Regions from separate parts of the Mus musculus genome. Here region 2 is linked to region 1. Evidence: chromatin contacts called from ENCODE Hi-C or POLR2A ChIA-PET data. All regions are on one chromosome and are shown on one strand. Each heading gives the region's core, a stretch centred on a gene start or an enhancer-like site at or near the end of the contact. The rest is flanking DNA. Distances are from core to core; before and after follow the strand shown.

The links. A loop is a pair of places that touch in the nucleus more often than their neighbours do. ChIA-PET counts read pairs that join two places held with the same protein, here RNA polymerase II (POLR2A).
Region 2: a map of v-Abl transformed pro-B cells shows a loop between it and region 1 (2.2-fold over the local background). The contact joins two enhancer-like sites. A Hi-C loop is called at or near these places in 3 of 37 maps with a recorded cell type or tissue (left cerebral cortex, regulatory T cell and v-Abl transformed pro-B cells). POLR2A ChIA-PET finds 5 or more read pairs at or near these places in 1 of 5 experiments (Patski).

Annotation. Positions count from the first base shown.
Region 1 is chr13:43,502,150-43,505,014 of GRCm38, reverse strand. No RefSeq gene overlaps it. Among named protein-coding and RNA genes, the nearest start is that of Gm32939, 13 kb to the left of the region's middle. Within about 2 kb of position 1,376, at least 2 of the 3 ENCODE cell types and tissues checked have a DNase peak (open chromatin) inside an H3K27ac peak, as active enhancers do.
Region 2 is chr13:43,545,585-43,548,449 of GRCm38, reverse strand. Mcur1 (mitochondrial calcium uniporter regulator 1) reads left to right here. Exons shown (of 9, transcript NM_001081059.3): 7 at 2,709-2,762. Among named protein-coding and RNA genes, the nearest start is that of Mcur1, 13 kb to the left of the region's middle. Within about 2 kb of position 1,409, at least 1 of the 3 ENCODE cell types and tissues checked has a DNase peak (open chromatin) inside an H3K27ac peak, as active enhancers do.

The DNA of each region.
Region 1 (2,865 bases), core at 127-2,626:
GGGTATACCTGTAGCCTTTATCTGTGTTATGAGACCTATCACCTTCCACTTAAACACCTCTTTTCTTTTTCTTTTTGCAGTACTTATGATCACAATATGTGAGAGAAGAAAGAAAGATCTATTGATTGGCTCACAGGTTCGGAGAGTTCTGTCCATGGTCTTGCGCTCCTGATACTGGGCCGTGGCCACAGTAATGTGTGCAGGAGTCTGTTCAGCTCCTGGTGACAGAAAGCTGAGAGGGGGGTGGGGGGAGTGGGAGGGAGAAGCCAAGACACTGAGGCCACCTCACCACTAGGACACACCCCCTAGTGACTGACTTCCCTCAGTAACCCACTACTTCAACCTTGGCCCTATTGTCCAAAGCTTATTTTAATCATTGTATTTTTAAATTTTTTAAATGACAAAATTCCTTTTAGTGTGTATGCACGCGTGGTGAGTGGACAGGATATGTGTGTGGTGGGTGTCGGGGTGGGTAGATACATCTTTGTAGGAAGTTAGAGGACCCCTTACAGGTAGTTCTCTCCTTCCATCCTGTGAAACTGGAGGTTCAACCTCAGGTTACCAGGCTTGGCAACAAGCCCCTCCACCAGAGGTGCTCTCTCCCAGGCCCACACAGCCCAAATCTCAATCTATCCCCCCAAAAATAGCATCAGCATCAGGGAGCCAAGCAATCAACACCTGAGCCGATGGGGAAAAGTTGACACTCAAACCATGACTCCGCCTTTTCTGTATTTCTCTGACAATCTCGGATGGTTCTTGAGGGTCCGTCATGATTTTTCTCCTTTGTCTCCACCCAACGTGATGTGTGTCAGTACACTCCTTCCTCAAAACAAACAAACGAACAACAACAACAATCCAGGCAACTGTGTGCGAATGCTACCTGAAAGAAAAAATGACCAAGTAAGGCAGCAACTAACGTTTAGACCTTAAAAATTGCAACGCAGAGCTAAACAGGAGGCAAAGAAAAATCCAGGATGCATGTTTTTAATGTGCCTGAAGACATTTATGTTTCAGCAAGAACCGCATAGCAAAACCATATTATGAGAAATGAATCGCCTAATTTTGCTCCTCCCAAGAGACAGGCGCCGATGCTAATTATTACCAAATGACCAGTGTGACTGGGTTTCCATCTCTTTTGGTCTTTCTCCTAAGCCTGGCTCAGGGAGGCGAGTCTCAGAATAGGCCAAGTGAAGGATTCTGAATAAAACACTGCGAATTAAGTCCACGAAGGTGATAGCCATGGCGACAGGGTGAGCGTCCTCCAGAAGGAAGCGGTTGCCCAGGGAAGGGGGGAGGGGGGAGTGGCGGAGTGTGGTTTGAAACAATGGTAATCCGATGAAGAGGCAGCGGCCAGCAGCGGCAGATCCGATCGAACAGTGGCAGCAAGGAGGCCTGAGTTTTGTGAGCCTTGCCTCTCCCTGCCCTCACCACAGCTGGGTCTTGTCATCCGCAGTCCCCCCCTTCCCCATAACACTAAAGAAGTCTCTCTAGGTGAAGCCTCGCAGCTGGTGATACCAGAGCAGACTCGCCTGCCTCGCCTCGCTAACCCGGCTCTCTGGGGAGTCACATTCCTGTGTCTAGCATTAGGCTAGATTACCTCTTGTCTTTGTATCGGTTCCCTTTGTAGCTTTCCAAAAGGAAGACTGTGATTATAATTATTATTTACCAAATCAGTTCGCTCCCGGGTGGTGGAAGAAAGGACGTTTCTCCTACCACCCTCTTAAATCCATTTGCCTTGTTTATATGAGGACAATCTTGCTATGGAGACCAGGCTGCTCTTGAATTTGCAGTCTTCCTGCTTTAGCCTTCTACGTGCTGGGACTACAGGTAAACCTCACCATGCTAGGCTCAAATTCGTTTATCTTGGCATATATTGTAATATTTATGCGGGGGCAGTACTCCCTTGAGTCAAGACCTTATCCATTAAAGTTATTAAACACGTCAACGGTGCTTCTCCTGTGCCGGGCGTGGTCTCTCTCCTGACCTGTGTACAACTCATTTAATTAGGGCAGAAACTCTGCATGCAGAAGAGGAGTCAAGAGACACATGGTTGGGAATGGTGTCCTCAACTGCACAGAGTTCTCTTGTTTGTGTGTGTGTGTGTGTGTGTGTGTGTGTGTGTGTGTGTGTGTGAGAGAGAGAGAGAGAGAGAGAGAGAGAGAGGGAGAGAGAGAGAGAGAGAGAGAGAGAGTGTGTGTGTGTGTGTGTGTGTGAGAGAGAGAGAGAGAGAGAGAGAGGGAGAGAGAGAGAGAGAGAGAGGGAGAGAGAGGTATGTTTGTGGGTGTGGCACACCATATGCCACAATACACAAAGTTTGGAGGTCAGAGCTGATCCTCAAGTGCTAGAGGCTAGATGGCCTATGAACTTCCGGATAGGAGCCCAAAGATTACAGATAAATTCACTACTCTACTGTATATAGCTTTTAAATTTTGCCTGTGGGAATTCAAACTCACACCATCAAACTTCTACAGCAAGAATGTTGCCCACTGAGCCATCTCCCCAGTCCTAGATTAATAAAATTTCAGCCATAAGTGTTGATCCTGCCTATAACTGCCTAACATACCCATTATACAGATGGAGGGATTGAGGCAAGAAAGGAGTCAGAGAAACTCTCTTTGCTAAGGGTTTGATCAATATTTTAATAACTATATAGTAAGAGTCAAAGTTTGATTTTTCAAAAATGAAACCTAATTAATTCAGCTTAGTTGCAAGGGTAGGTGTTTCAAGAGGGGGCTAGACTTTATATCACCTTTAAAAGTGTATGAATTATCAAATTATTTCTAGGAAAATTCATTCTAGCACATTAAACTAGATTCCAATTAGTTAAGTACTTCCAGATTGACTCTGAAGAGGCACTGTCATGTT
Region 2 (2,865 bases), core at 160-2,659, 43 kb before region 1:
AGAATTTGAAACTTTTATTTCAAAGATAATAGAGTGTATGTTACACAGATGTTTATAAGACAGTTACACTCAGTCGTAATCTATTAAATGCTGATTTAATCCCCACAGCCCTAACTGAAGTTAGCTGATTTTATGACTTAGGTAATATTACCATCATATTACATTCTACATTGAACTTTGATAAAGCTTATTTCTACATTGTCTTTTAAATGATATGAGTAGTTGTGTGTTTCAATAGATAGATGTTGCGTTATTCTGGTGGGGTTGGTTGGTTGGTTTTTGTTTTGTTTAGCTTTTTCGCAGTTCTGAGACTCAGACTCTAGGCTTCATACTTTCTACTGTGATACCAGTGACACAGAACCCCCGACCCCTCACCCCCCCCACACACACTCTCTTTCCCTGGGCTACAGTACCCCTCCACACTCTATTGACTTTTTATTCCTGTCTGAGTTCTCCCATCTTCTTGCTCAGACCCTCCTTAGCTTGAGTAACATTAAAGGTACCTTTGTTACTTGTGGCGTAAGAAGGCTAGGGCGTGTGGAGCGTTTTTTTTTTTGTTTGTTTGTTTGTTTGTTTTTTTTTTTTTTTTTTTTTTTTTGCAGTAGCAAGACACGGCTCCCATGCAGAGGAAACCGCACAGCTCTTCCTGCTCTGGTCACTGCTGAGTTCGTCTTCAGTCCTTATGTCCCAGTGATGCCTGAAGCTAGAACTCAGACAAGTGTGTGATCGCATCTGAACTGCCTTGCATTTCAGCGGTTACACTGAGCTTTGTTACCCGGAATAATGGCTGTCTCTAACGTGATGCTGTGGGGTCCCAAGGATCTAGTCACGTAGCCTATAGAAAGCTTCCGTGAACTCCTTGACTAGTGTCTAAAAGAGAAACTCTTTGCTAGGTTTTGCTGTAATTCACTTGGTTTAGGAAGGTAGTGACGTGGTTGTGCAGAACCGGGGTGGAAAGAAATATATCTCAGAGACTGGGAGAGCTCCAGGGAGTAGAGATGCATAAAAAGTAGAGGATTTACCAAGGGAGGGAGCCGGCATCAGTGCCCTGAAGCACAAGGCAGGGCTGCGTGGCACCACTAATAAATGTCTGAGCTCCGTAATGCAGACGCAGACAAGGGATTGGAATTCTTTATCTTTTTGGTAAATTAGGACTAAGGTTGTGACTCGGTGGAAGAGCACTTAACTGGGCATGTGCAGAGCTCTGGGCTTGATACTCAACACAGCCAACAAAAAAATAGGCTGTGGTAATATTTACAGCAGATTTCTACAGCTGGTCCAGAGGTCCAGGAGATAGAGCCACAGATATGTGGTTTTTTTTCAATTGTGACATTGTGGAGATGTAGGCCTTTCTTTTCCCTGAGTATTTGCTGCACACTGCACTCTGCCCTCTGCTGGTGATCTGAGGAATTGCACTGATCTGAAACCCAACTTATGTAATCAGCTAGGTTCCTTGGTCACGGGCTGGTCCTTAGTTCAGGGTTCCAGAGTTCGGGGGCGTGTTTTTACTTCTGACCACTGCATTTTTCCATTGATTGCTCCAGTAGTTTGAAGACAATATTTTATAGGTATAAATTTTTAGGTACTTGAAGGGCATCTAACATTTTTCCTGATAACATTGTTGTCTTTAAACTACAGGTTGTACAGGTTGCCCTTTGCTAAGTTAGATACTAATGCTCATTACTATGGAAACATGTCTGATTTTTATTTTATTGTCAACAGAGCAGTACTAAGTTTTTTTTCCTAGCATTAATAGCTAACAGCTTTCAGGGACGTTGGGCTGCGGTTTCCCACAGCAGAGATTCTTTTGAGTGTTGTTAAGACAGCCTGGGAAGCCTTGCTGGGTCTCGTGCATCCATGTTATTCTTTACAGCAGTAATATATCTTGTTACAGAGTTATATTTCTTGAGCTATTTTTTCCCAATATTATACTGCTTCTATAAATGTCAGTGATGTCTGTCATACTTGTAGTTATGGGAGTATCATTCCTAAATTAAATGGTGCCCCTCCCCTTTATCAGCCCTTCCAAACCCGAAGGCACATAGATCTACACCCATATTCATGGGACTCAAGAAATGCTGTTCTAATCGTAGGCAGGACCCAGTGATGTCACAGCCAAGAGATTTTAAAAAAATAAAATAAAACAAGAAAGAGAGAAGAGAAGTGGAAAGGGGCCACACACCACACCATCAATGCCTTGGTTTCTTTCTGGTGCTGTGAGAAACACCATAACCAAAGGCAGCCTGGGGAGGACAGGGTTTATTTCCGTTTACAGCCTGTAGTCACCATCGGAGGAAGTCGGGGCAGAGACCTGGAGGCAGGAGCTGATGCGGAGGCCATGGAGGGATGCTGCTTACTGGCTTGTTCCCCATGGCTTGCTCAGCTTGCTTTCTTAGAGAACCCAACCATCAACACAGTGAACTGGGCCTTCCACATCAATCATGAAAACGCCCCCCAGGCCAGCCTGGTGAGCCATTCTCACAACGGAGGATCCGTCTTCCCAATGACTCTAGCTGTGCCCGGGTGATATTAAGCCAGCCACACAGTCAGTGAATATAAGAAGCTTAAACTTCAGAGAAAGAGCAGGCGGGCAACAGTGATCAGGGTGTCGGTCTCCTGTTAGATGTTCCAGGACACAGTGAGGACTGCGTGTTTAAGGCACCGGAAGGAATGGATGAGACTCTAAGCATGCCGCATGTTTGTTTCAGTACTCGCTGAACGAGAAGAAGATGCTGGAACTGAGGACTGAAATAGTGTCGCTGGTAAGGACTTAGGTTGGATTTTCTGCTACTGTTTTCGTCTTTGCCTCTCCCTGTGCTTAGTTTTTAACCAACGTCTGGCATGTCACAGGACGATGTGCACATT